Linked DNA regions of Homo sapiens: all the other regions are linked to region 1. The links are chromatin contacts, found by Hi-C or POLR2A ChIA-PET in ENCODE. All regions are on one chromosome and are shown on one strand. Each heading gives the region's core, a stretch centred on a gene start or an enhancer-like site at or near the end of the contact. The rest is flanking DNA. Distances are from core to core; before and after follow the strand shown. Region 1 holds the start of SKP1 (S-phase kinase associated protein 1). Region 2 has its middle 49 kb from the start of VDAC1. Region 3 has its middle 23 kb from the start of TCF7.

Region 1 (3,752 bases), core at 397-2,896:
GGTCTCAAACTCCTGAGTTCAAGTGATCTGCCCACCTCGGCCTCCCAAAGTGCTGAGATTACAGGCGTGAGCCTCCACGCCCGGCCCCAAAATCTGTTTTAAAAGCAGACATTTCTTGGTGATTCTAATAAAGGGGGTTCTCAGACATATTTGGAAAAATATATCCCTACTTTTATGCCAGACCCTGTGCTGGGTCCCCGGGCTGTGTGACCTGACACTGCACAGTCCTGCTTAGAATGCTTAAAGAGAGTTAATAAGGTACCACCTTCTATGCCATAGGCGGGGAGCAAAGGGGCTCCAGTGGGCCCTGCCTAGGAGGCCTGAAGCTAGAGCTGCTGAGGGCAGGGCTGTGCTGCAAAGAAAATGTCTGAGAGCTGCAGGCGTTTCATCTTCTGTCATCAGCTGTGGCACCTGGCAGACACTGGATAGGCTTGTAGACAAAGACCTGGTAACTCAAGGAGCTGCTTGGCCTTCCTGCCCAGTCCCATCCCAGAGGCACTGTACATCTCTGGTTTCTTCAGGGGGCCCTGTGTGGAAGTATCTTTTGTCTTCCTGGTGTCAGGGATATCATCACGTGCCTGTTGGCTAGGCGAGCCCGGCGCCCAGTCTCCTAGGATGGGGAGAGTAATGTTCCCGAGCAGAACAGGGTGGGGCTTTCAGACTACTCCCTTTCCTTTACAGCTGGCTTCATTCCATCGACCTCATCAAAGCCTTCCTGGGAGCACCCTAGAGAAGAGTTACGTCCAGGCCGGGCCCTGGCTGCCTGGTTCACGGCGGAATCCCCAGCACCACGCCTCGCACGTCGGGCTCAAAGCATGTTTAGTGAAGGAGTAGGTACCTACTGCTAGATGGAGCCATCTCTCTAGACTTGGGGTTTCCCTATAACGATGGCTATGTTTGGCATGGAAGCCTCTTTAGAAGTCAATAGTAGGAAATAAGGGCTAACAGCACCTAATTGTGGAGTAAGGTTCAAATCCTAGCTCTGCCACTTAACCGTTCCGAACCTGTTCCCTCACTGCAGAGGCGAAAAGGCTAACACTATTTCACCTCGGAGGGTTACCGTGGAGAATGGAAGCTGGACAAGCTGTATCAGTTCAGTAGTAAAACACACACACACAAGCGCCCCACCCCCACCCCACCCCACCCCAGGAATGAACACACACACCCGCGCGCGCACATACACCTCAGGAATGAACACACGCGCGTACACACACACGCAGCCCCCCCCAGGAGTGAACACACACACACACGCCCCGTTCTGTTGTTCCCAGGAACACACACAGAGACGCACACACTCGCCCGGTTTTGTTTTTTCCAGGCTTTTTAACTGGGGTCTTTCACTCGGCTTAGGGCACCGCTGCCTGAAAGACCTTTCTAGGCCAGTCGGGGTCCGGCACCCAGTTGACGAGACAGCGCGGCGCTTTCAGAGCTGGGGAGAGGCGAAAACTCTTCCGGCCCCCCGATCCCCCGGCCAGCCGCCCCCGGCAGCTCCTTGCCGCCTCCCGGCCTGGGCCCGCCCAGCCGTTCTCGGCCTGCCGTCAGGCGATCTCGGCGGCCAGCCCAGCCGCGATGTGACGCCGCGCGCCCCGGGGTCCTCGGCGCCTGCGCCCTCTCCTATAAAGCAGACGCCGCGCCGCGCTGCGACGCTGTAGTGGCTTCGTCTTCGGTTTTTCTCTTCCTTCGCTAACGCCTCCCGGCTCTCGTCAGCCTCCCGCCGGCCGTCTCCTTAACACCGAACACCGTGAGTAGCCGCCCACTGAACTGGAAAGGGTCGTGGCTACCGGATTGCGTGCCGGCTGGCCTCACCGCTGCGGTTTGGGCCTGCCCGCGGCGGGCGGTGACTGGGCCTGGCCTTCTTTCGGGCCCGGTGGATCGCGTTGTCGACCCTGTTCTTCGGGAGACCCTACCAGGTTCCGTTCACCTGCCCCGCCCCCGACTCAGCGAGGCCTCCTCTGGCCGGGCGTCCTCACGGCGCTCCATAAGTGAGCCGAACCCCGGGCTGGGCCTTCTCTGCACCGGCCGAGCGTCAGCCGGCGCGGAGCTCGGCTGCAAGGCCCAGGCTGCGGCCGGGGGCCTCTCTTGGTCTTAAGCCTGCTGTCCCGGGGACCAGGGCGGGGGTGGCGGCGGGGTTGTGAATGGGGGTCCCTTGGCTGTCGTGAGCGTGGGCGTGTGTCGGTGTCTGGCTTTTGTTGTGGTCGGGAGGGAGAGCTGCGGTGGTGGTCTGAGGCCGCCCGGTTCTTGGCTCCCATCCTTTCTCCACCGTGTCTGGCGTCACTAGCTACCGGTCGGTCCTGGCTAACCGTGTGCGGGCGCCGGCTTTCTGCACATAGCCGCCTGCTCCATCTGAATATTTCTTAGCGTTGTTTTGCCATGACTTGGAGTCGTTGAGCAGATACCATCGTCAGAGTGGTGTGACTTGTAGGAGCCTTAACTGTGTATAACTTAACTCTAGGTATCTGGCTTTTAAAGAAATAGGACGTCTACCTGCTTTGATTCACTTTTAATGGAAACTTCACGTTTGGGTTTTAGGGACATGCATTTTTCCTTTAGAGCGTGACAGTAGAATGTATCCGTTTCATAGAACAATACCGTCTCCTCCACTGTGCAGTCTAAAAAGCAGTGTCAGAATTTCGGGTCACTTAAAGCGCAGGGGTTTTTTTTTCTATATGATGTGATAGAACCCGCTTTATGCTGGCCATGGAGAATTATTTACAAGTGCAGGAGCCTTTAGGCCTCTTTCTTTAGAATGGAATTGTTTTGAAAGCATTTCAAATAAATATTTCATCCATTATTACTTAAAAATTTTGCACTTTATTCTACTGTAACACTAAAACTTATCTTTGAGTTTAGTATTACCAAGTGCATCGAATTACAGATTAACCGATTGACCAGCTGCTATTTAGTAAGGTCTCAACTCCCTTAAGAGTAACCCAATCCACAAACTTGACTATGACTAAGCACTTATCTTGAGTTATTTGAAAGAAATATGAAACGGTCGTCTTGCTTTTAGAGTAATTTTAATCAACTGCATTGTTAGATTTGTGATTCTGCACTGTTCATTTCAGTACTATCTAATATAAAAATTACATGTTTAAATGTTTTATAATTAAAAATTGGGCTCAGGTTAAAATATTTTCTTTTGGAGATACCTTTTGTTGTGGTCTTGTCACAGGAAGGGTCCTCTACTCTGCATCCTTCTCCATTAAGCAGGGACAACTGCATTATTGGCAAGCGCTAAGCAACATGGAGAAGCAGACATGTTTGTGAATCGCAAAGTGAAATCTGATTCTCTCCAACTATGGATGAGTGAGAGTAGGATATTTCAGTGGCTGGTTTTAAAACATGCTTTACTTTTTTGCTTCCTTTGCCTAACAACCTGTTTGCTTTGGGGTTGGCGACAATTGTCTCAGAGAAGCTGAATGAATATTTTAACCGATGTAATGGGTCATAAGTCTTTGAACATAAAATGGGTGTGATGCATGTTTTAAATGCCAAATGATACACTTTTGGGAAAATATATGCGATTTGTAATACAACACACCTAGAAAACTTCAGAGGTGCCATAAGTTAATAGTGACATCACCGGATTATGAATACTTGAGAAGCATGGGCCTTTTAAAAGTTGTATGTGAGTTTTAAGAGGCCTTGAATTAATCTGTACCAGGTATTGCTATTCTTTTTGTTGTTGTTGTTTTCCTTGTTTGTATGTTTTCTTTTTTAAAAAAAGAATTTGAAGATGGTAAGAAATTGTT
Region 2 (3,752 bases), core at 540-3,039, 120 kb after region 1:
CGGGCGCGGTGGCTCACGCCTGTAATCCCAGCACTTTGGGAAGCCATGGCGGGCGGATCACCTGAGGTCAGGAGATCAAGACCACGGTGAAACCCTGTCTCTACTAAAAAAAAAAAAAAAAAAAAAAAAAAAAAAACATTAGCGGGGCGTGGTGGCGGGCGCCTATGGTCCCAGCTACTTGGGAGACTGAGGCAGGAGAATGACAAGAACCCGGGTGGCGGAGCTTGCAGTGAGCCGAGATCGCGCCACTGCACTCCAGCCTGGGTGACAGAGCGAGACTCCATCTCAAAACAAACAAACAAACAAACAAACAAAATAAGCACTTGTCCTCACATGTCACGAGGACCAGAATGCATGTACATGTATTTGTGCACGCCTGAGACACGGGGAAATCTCCTCCAAGGCTGAAAACTCTTCCCATGCCCCCCTTCCTCAGATCAAATCACCCCATAGCCACCACAGCGGGGTCCAACTGCCATTCCTAAGAAACAGACATCCCATATCCACCCTACACCCCACCCCTGTGGCTTCCTGGGGGCCACCTGCCCCATCTCCCAGAGCTGCCAGCCTGTCTCCTTTGTGGCTGCTTCCCACTCTGTCTATCCAGCATCCCCACCCCATGCAGCTGAGCTGTGGGCACCACCAGGGCAGCCATCCTGCCTTCTTTGCTTTCCGTTTATGTGCACAGAGAGGGGACTCAATCAATGTCTGGTGATCGACATATGACTGAACAATAAAGGAACGACCAGAGTTACACTGGGTGGGGACGGACCTCTGAGGTCACCTAGCCCACTTGCCTACCTGATGCCCAAATGCCCTCTGCTCGCCACCTCTAGCAATGGGGCAGTAACCACATTCCCAGGCAGCTCAGTCGCCGCTTCCTGTGGTAAGTGGTTCGTCAGGTTAATCAGGAGGAGGGCCAGTAACTGAGGCACTTCCCAGTTTGGCTGAAAGACTGTGGTCCAGTTGGGCGAGGTGGCTCACACCTGTAATCTCAGCACATTGGGAGGCCAAGGTGGGCGGATCACCTGAGGTCAGGAGTTCAAGACCAGCTTGGCCAACATGGTGAAATCCTGTCTGTACAAAAATACAAAAAAATTAGCTAGGCATGACGATGGGCGCCTGTAATTACAGCTACTCCGGAGGCTGAGGGGGAGAATTGCTTGAACCTGGGAGGCAGAGGTTGCAGTGACATAAGATGGCACCACTGCACTCCAGCCTGGGCAACAGAGCGAGACTCCATCAAAAGAAAAAAAAAAAAAAAAAGGAAGGAAGGAAGAAAGAAAGGAAAATAAAAGAGAAAAGAAAAGAAAGACAGACTATGGTCAGTTCTCAACAGGGAGAGTCTAGAAGCTTGCCAGGGTGAAATGAACTACCTCCATTTCTCCAGCCAGGAGAGCCCTGAGCCGCTGCACCTTGTTCCTGCCTGCTGGAGATTCATCCAGTTCCAGCAGGGCAGCCCCGCCCTAGCCACCATGCTGGCAGAGTAAATCAAGCATTAAAAACAAACTAATTAGTACTTCAGGGCAGTTTCATTCAAAAAATTACCACACTGAGAAGGTGTCTCATTTAGAACCGACTTAATTAAAAGACACCTTGTAAATTCCTGCAACAGATGAGGACAGTACTTTCCAGAAACGCCATAATTGAAATGTTTTACTGCTTATACCAAATGGTTATTAAATCCTTAATATCATAATTCCTTAAGAATGCCATTGTCAGTGACAAACAGCAGCTTGCACAACAAAGGAGCTGATTGTTCCCTCCTCTGGCCTGTAACCCACAGGAAGTCATAACGTAAGACTTCTCTGTTGCTGTACTTGGTTCTTTGCATTTTTAATGAGTAGGAGTAAATGCCAGCTCTGGGAGGAATCCACCATAAAGATAGAGAATGGAAAGAAGCCCTGTTTCTGACTTGTTGACTTGTGGTTTAGGGAAAAAGGCATCTTCCCTAGGTGAAGGCAGGCGCTGGTTGACTGCCGTATGGGTGGGCTGCCCTGACTGGGTAGCACAGAGATGCTAACTAAGTTGCCCAGCAAAGTGGAGGCTGGAGAGAAAGTCCCACCCATGCAATGTGGAATGGCCCGGAATGGGGCTGAGGGGGACAGGATGGGGTGTCCATAACCTGTTCTGTTTCCCCCCAGGCTTCCTCCCAGAGCAGCTGCCCTGGGGTGAGGTCCTCCGGGTCTGACTCCATGCAGGCTGCGCTCAGTGCTTCCTCCTGCAGGATCCTCCTTCCTGGCGCCTGCCCCTGGCACGGCTCACAGGAGCCCTAGACAATGATGGAGGGTTGGGCAATGGGTCCATTGACCCACAGCAAACTGACAAAATGCAGAGTATCCCCAGGCATGGTGGGTGCGGGTTGGAAGGGGGTTGTTTGTAGAATGGAGGGCTTTTCAGAAGGAACTGAAAGCCATCTTTTTGCTGACTTGCTGGGTGACCAGGCGAGTGGCATGGCCACTCCATGCTTCATTTTCCTCATTTAAAAAGAAAGTGGTGTTAGCAGGGCCTGGATTTGGAGTCAGTCTGATCTGAATTCAAACCCTGCTCAGTTATGCACTGTGGTATTTGGGGCTTCTGTTTCTTTTATTTCTTTCTTCTTTTTTTTTGAGACGGAGTTTCACTCTTGTTGCCCAGGCTGGAGTGCAATGGCGCTATCTCAGCTCACCGCAACCTCCACCTCCTGGGTTCAAGGGATTCTCCTGCCTCAGCCTCCCGGGTAGCTGGGATTACAGGCGTGCACCACCACGCCCAGCTGATTTTGTATTTTTAGTAGAGACAGGGTTTCACCATATTGGTCAGGCTGGTCTAGAACTCCTGACCTCAGGTGATGGCCCACCTCGGCCTCCCAAAGTGCTGGGATTACAGGCATGAGCCACCGCACCCGGCCAGGGCTTCTGCTTCTTAACTTTGCAAAGTTGGGGGAGCAACAGTAGCTCCCCACAGCATGGTGTCGGGGCTAAATGAGCATGTGTGTAGAGCACCTAGCACAGCGCCTGGCCCATGGCAGTGCTCAGGAAGTGGACTGAATAGGGGAGGGAGAAGCATCTTTCCTTTTAACCTTCTAGGTTCTCAGCAGGGACCCATAACAAAAGACAGCTTAACAAGAGAAAAGCATGCAAACTTATTTAATATAAGTTTTGGTTGAGCACGGTGACTCATGCCTGTGATCCCAGCACTTTGGGAGGATCACTTGAGCCCAGGAGTTCGAGACCAGCCTGGACAACATGGAGAGACCTTTGCCTCTACAAAAAAATACAAAAATTAGCCAGGCGTGGTAGCATGGGAGGATTGCTTGAACCTGCAAGGTCGAGGCTGCAGTGAGCCAAGATCAAGCTACTGCATTCCAGCCTGGGTGACAGAGTGAGACCTTGTCTCAAAAAAAAAAGTTTTACATAACACAAGAGGCTTCATAGAGAAATGAAGACCTGAAGACAGTTAAACCTGCGTTTTGTACCAGGTTTAATGAAGAGTGGAGAGTTGTGGGAAAAGGTGACAGGACAAAAGAGAATGAGGTCAATCAGAGTAGCAAACTGGGCAAAACCAGGAAAGCTTGACCCTTCAGATTTCTCTTTGTCTTCAGAGGTAAGAAGATGCATCTTCCTTTCCCGCTGGTGGAGGGAGGGCGCCTTTCAAATGAGGGGTTATGACCTGCTTCAGGGGAAGGTCAGAGAGTCCTTCTTGCTTGTACCCGCTGTTGCTCAGATTCCTTCAGCTTAAAATATTCGGCCTTATGCAGTGGCTCACCCCTG
Region 3 (3,752 bases), core at 932-3,431, 85 kb after region 1:
TCCCAGAATAGGGAAAGGCCCACAAGAGAGGGGCTGCCTTGGCCACTTTCCATCCCTCTCTGGGGAGTATCAGCTCAGCAACCTGTTTCTTCCTGGGCTCAGTCCTCTGGGCAGCAGAGAGTGGTACCCTCGCCTCCACTCCCCCTAGAACTCTGTGGGTGCAGGTGGAGCCATGTATGCTCAGGGCTGACCTGTACCCAGCCCACTGCTTTGAGCCTGATCGAAGAACCTGGACGGAAGATCTGGAATGCTTCTCTCTGCCGGCTCACGCTCTTGACACCAGTGCACATCTGAAGTCACATCTGGGAAGCCTGGTCAGACCCTGTGGAAAGACATCACCAGCCAGCCAGGAAATTACAGGTCTGTTGGGCTTGGCCAGAGATGGGATTCTCTGCTTTGCATCATGAGGGGACAGCCTGCCCTGGCCTGGAGTGCATGGCCTGGTCTGTTTTCCTGTGGACATGCTATAAACATATGCATGGCTACCATGTTGCACAGCTCTGGGACACCGCTCTAAAGGAACACAACCTGGGCCATTCTGGACACACACACACACACTTATATGCGTGTGTGTCAGTCTTGCCACTGTGCACACCTTCCTCACCATACCTCACACTCCCAATACATCAGTATATAACTGCACTCAAAAGCCAGGCAGTGGTATTACCCATTCTAGGAAGCCAAGGGCTTCCCCCAGGGCATTTGAAATGAGGTTCTCTTTACATCTAACCTTTCAGGACCCATATCCAGTTCTATCAATTGAAATGCACCTGTGCTCAGATGACTCACAAGTACATGCAGGCTTGCCAAGGGCCAGAAAGCTGCTGTTTCCAACTGCAGCAGATTGCTGGTAGATTTATGACTCAGGGTCATGAATCCACAAATCACCTTTATCCCCATGGAAGGATGATTGTGCATTAGCTTGAAAGAGGCCTTTGCTGCAGGTGTCTTTGGCAAACCTTGGTCAAAGCTGTGAACCACCAGACAAGGAAATTCTAGCAGCTCCGCTGGTCTCTGAGAAGTGGCAAGGGTTGCAATGGAGAGGGAAGACTTGCGTGCAAATCTATAGTAACCTAAGCCCTAGCATTTACTGAACTGTGTGTCAATCCTATAAGTATAATACCTTTGTTCCTTCTGTGTGGGGCATCGCTGGGGTTTTGGGGTAATCTGACACCAGTGGTTCCAGAATCAGTGTCAGAGGTCACCCAAGGAAACCAACACATCTTTTTTTTTTTTTTTTTGAGACGGAATCTTGCACTGTTGCCTGGGCTGGAGTGCAGTGGCACGATCACAGCTCACTGCAACCTCTGCCTCCTGGGTTCAAGCGATTCTCCTGCCTCAGCCTCCAGAGTAGCTGGGATTACAGGCACCCACCACCATGCCTGGCTAATTTAATGGATCCAGAAATGTCAAGACACTACCCCAGGATTCAACGGCACATGAGGGACAAAGCGAGGACCCCACCCTTATTCTTTCAAGGCTGGCCTGTGCCCCGGAGCTCTTCCACACACCTCCCTCTCCAAAATAGGGAGAAGCCCAAGACAGTGACTCAGAGCCCCCTTGGCAGTTTTGCTGATAATTTTTTTGTTTTGAAGTGAGATGTTCTGCCTCTATTGAAGTCTTTAGGAAATTATAGTGATTTTGACTTTTTCAGACATGTTTGAATTACTCACAGTCTGGAATTCCCAGGCAGGGGGTGAAATTTAGAGAGGCCTTAGAATACAGAAGTTAGGGGCACAGGATTTGGATTAAGGGATCTGAGTTCAGATCCCCACTCTACCACTTAGTAACTATGTGAGTTAATCACAATGAGCCTTGGTTCCTCATCTGGTTTTGATAACAAACACCAGGACTTAGTTCAAGGGTTGCTGGCAGACTAAAGGAAGCAACGAGCAGAGAGTGGCGCAAAGGAGACCTGAGTACATGGGCACTGGGGTTATTCCCTGGACACCTGCTGAAGCAGGAAGGCCAGGATCTGACTTACCAAGCACACACCCAGCCTGCATGAAGGCTCAGTGCAGCCTGCGTGGGCTTATTCATCAGGAGCTGGATTGCATGATTTCAGATCTGGCTCTGTCACTAATCTGGGGCCAAAGAACATCCCCTCTCTGAAGCTCTGTTTCCCTCTAGGAAAAATGTGGACAATGACAACTCAGTTCTGTTGTCAGGACCCACGTGGTCAGTGCTTAGAACGGCGCCTGGTACACAGTCTGTTTATAGATGATCCTTTTATCACTGTCTCTGTTTTTTCTGCTTGTACCTGTGTTTCCAGCAGGGCAGCAAGAGCTCATGTGTCTGCAGACCTAGTGGGAGAGTTTCCATACTTCTATTTCTGCCAAATATGGTGTGCATTTGTGCTTTTCTTGCTCATTGTGGCCCAGCCTTTGCCCATGCTCTTCCCTTTGCCAGGAAATCCCTTTACTTCTCTGTCCCCATCGATCGACATCCTTCCAATGTCCAGTTCACAATGTTGTGTGAAGAACTTTCCCCATCTGCCTAGTCATATATAATCTGACCACGCATGATGATTCTGTGGTGTTAGGGGATAGGCAAGTTAGGGGGAAAACCTGGAATGTTCTAAGTGGTTACCCTACGTTGGAATAGTGGTAACCTTCAGTGAGGAAGGGGGAAGGATGTGGGTGGGACAGGGAGCATTTCCAGGGCACAAGCCGTGCTCTATTTCTTGATCTTCATGAAAAGTTCAACAAATACTTATTGTCTGTGCTGTCCAGGGACTGTGCTAGAGTTAGACCCTCCATTCCTTTTTCACAGCCCATTTCTGTGCTTGAGCACTGATTTTATTCTGCCCTACCCTATGGCCTTAATTTTTCTCCCTAGAGTGCAGATAGTAAAGGGCCTTATAAACTTGCATAGTGTTCCGTGGCCACTTTGTGCCCTGGAAGCCTCTCTGTTCTGGACTTTTCTTCCTGACCACAGATCAGGGGTAGGACCAGCTGTATGAAGTCTCTGAGCCACTGCAGTTGGATCTGAGCATGCTCAGAAGGACCATAGGTTACCACCACCCAGCTGGGGATTCAAAATCCTTGAGAGGTAGACCCCAAAGGAAGATGAAGGCTTTAAACTGTTATTGTAAGTGTGTCTTCTCCTCCGTGGGTTGCATGGAGATCAAAGCCTGAAGGAAGTAGAAGGTTGCTCTCTGACAAAAACACCATATTTTTAGAAGCATTCGGTGGTTTAGGATGTTTGCCCCAGTGCTGCCTTTCAGTGGCAGGGGGTGGGGCTGGGGGTGGAGGCCAAGGGCTGCGACCTTGAGCGGAGGTTGGTGGGAGCAGGTTTGCTGGCACGGGGCCCAAGGGTGGAGGCTGAGGGTGGGAGGACAGCCAATCATCACTTATCTTTCCTGAAGACCAGAGAACCAGGCCAAAGCATTTCATGGTTGTGGGGAAGGGGGCTTATGGAGTCTCTGTGCCATCTCCTTCTTTCAGAGATGGAAAAACTGAGGCCCAGAGAGAAGCAGAGGCTTGGCTTAGCTCCACCCTCACCATCCACGCACCCTTCCCATCTGGGGATTTGGGGCTTGCACATATGAAACTGTTAGAGAACAATGCGTCCATTCTGTAATCAAGGCTAATTGGTGTGGTTCAGAAGAGGAGAAACGCCAGGCGTTTGGGGGCAGAACATCAGTGGGTCTCTGAACCAACCACCCAGGAATATTCCACGAAGAATTAGAGTAGCTCCTGGGGCCTGGGAAGGGCAAACCTTGGGTAGGTGAGAGGACATTCAGGCAGCAT

What was found. A loop is a pair of places that touch in the nucleus more often than their neighbours do. ChIA-PET counts read pairs that join two places held with the same protein, here RNA polymerase II (POLR2A). Pooled maps may share reads with other maps.
Region 2: POLR2A ChIA-PET joins it to region 1 with 17 read pairs in OCI-LY7. The contact joins the enhancer-like site here to the promoter of SKP1 in region 1. A Hi-C loop is called at or near these places in 1 of 168 maps with a recorded cell type or tissue (endothelial cell of hepatic sinusoid) and 2 of 50 pooled maps. POLR2A ChIA-PET finds 5 or more read pairs at or near these places in 21 of 52 experiments (CD4-positive, alpha-beta T cell, CD8-positive, alpha-beta T cell, GM10248 and 15 more).
Region 3: POLR2A ChIA-PET joins it to region 1 with 11 read pairs in activated B cell. The contact joins the enhancer-like site here to the promoter of SKP1 in region 1. A Hi-C loop is called at or near these places in 1 of 168 maps with a recorded cell type or tissue (naive thymus-derived CD4-positive, alpha-beta T cell), 12 of 37 single-sample maps with no recorded cell type and 13 of 50 pooled maps. POLR2A ChIA-PET finds 5 or more read pairs at or near these places in 22 of 52 experiments (CD4-positive, alpha-beta T cell, CD4-positive, alpha-beta memory T cell, CD8-positive, alpha-beta T cell and 16 more).

Annotation. Positions count from the first base shown.
Region 1 is chr5:134,174,844-134,178,595 of GRCh38, reverse strand. It overlaps SKP1 (S-phase kinase associated protein 1), which reads left to right and starts at 1,646. Exons shown (of 6, transcript NM_170679.3): 1 at 1,646-1,741. RefSeq lists enhancers at 228-742, 1,646-1,895, 1,986-2,265 and a silencer at 1,416-1,495.
Region 2 is chr5:134,051,973-134,055,724 of GRCh38, reverse strand. It overlaps a transcript of VDAC1 not described here. Among named protein-coding and RNA genes, the nearest start is that of VDAC1, 49 kb to the right of the region's middle. RefSeq lists an enhancer at 3,336-3,752. Within about 2 kb of position 1,789, at least 9 of the 41 ENCODE cell types and tissues checked have a DNase peak (open chromatin) inside an H3K27ac peak, as active enhancers do; they include CD4-positive, alpha-beta T cell, where a contact is called at or near this core.
Region 3 is chr5:134,090,165-134,093,916 of GRCh38, reverse strand. It overlaps a transcript of VDAC1 not described here. Among named protein-coding and RNA genes, the nearest start is that of TCF7, 23 kb to the left of the region's middle. RefSeq lists a silencer at 3,145-3,439. Within about 2 kb of position 2,181, at least 2 of the 41 ENCODE cell types and tissues checked have a DNase peak (open chromatin) inside an H3K27ac peak, as active enhancers do.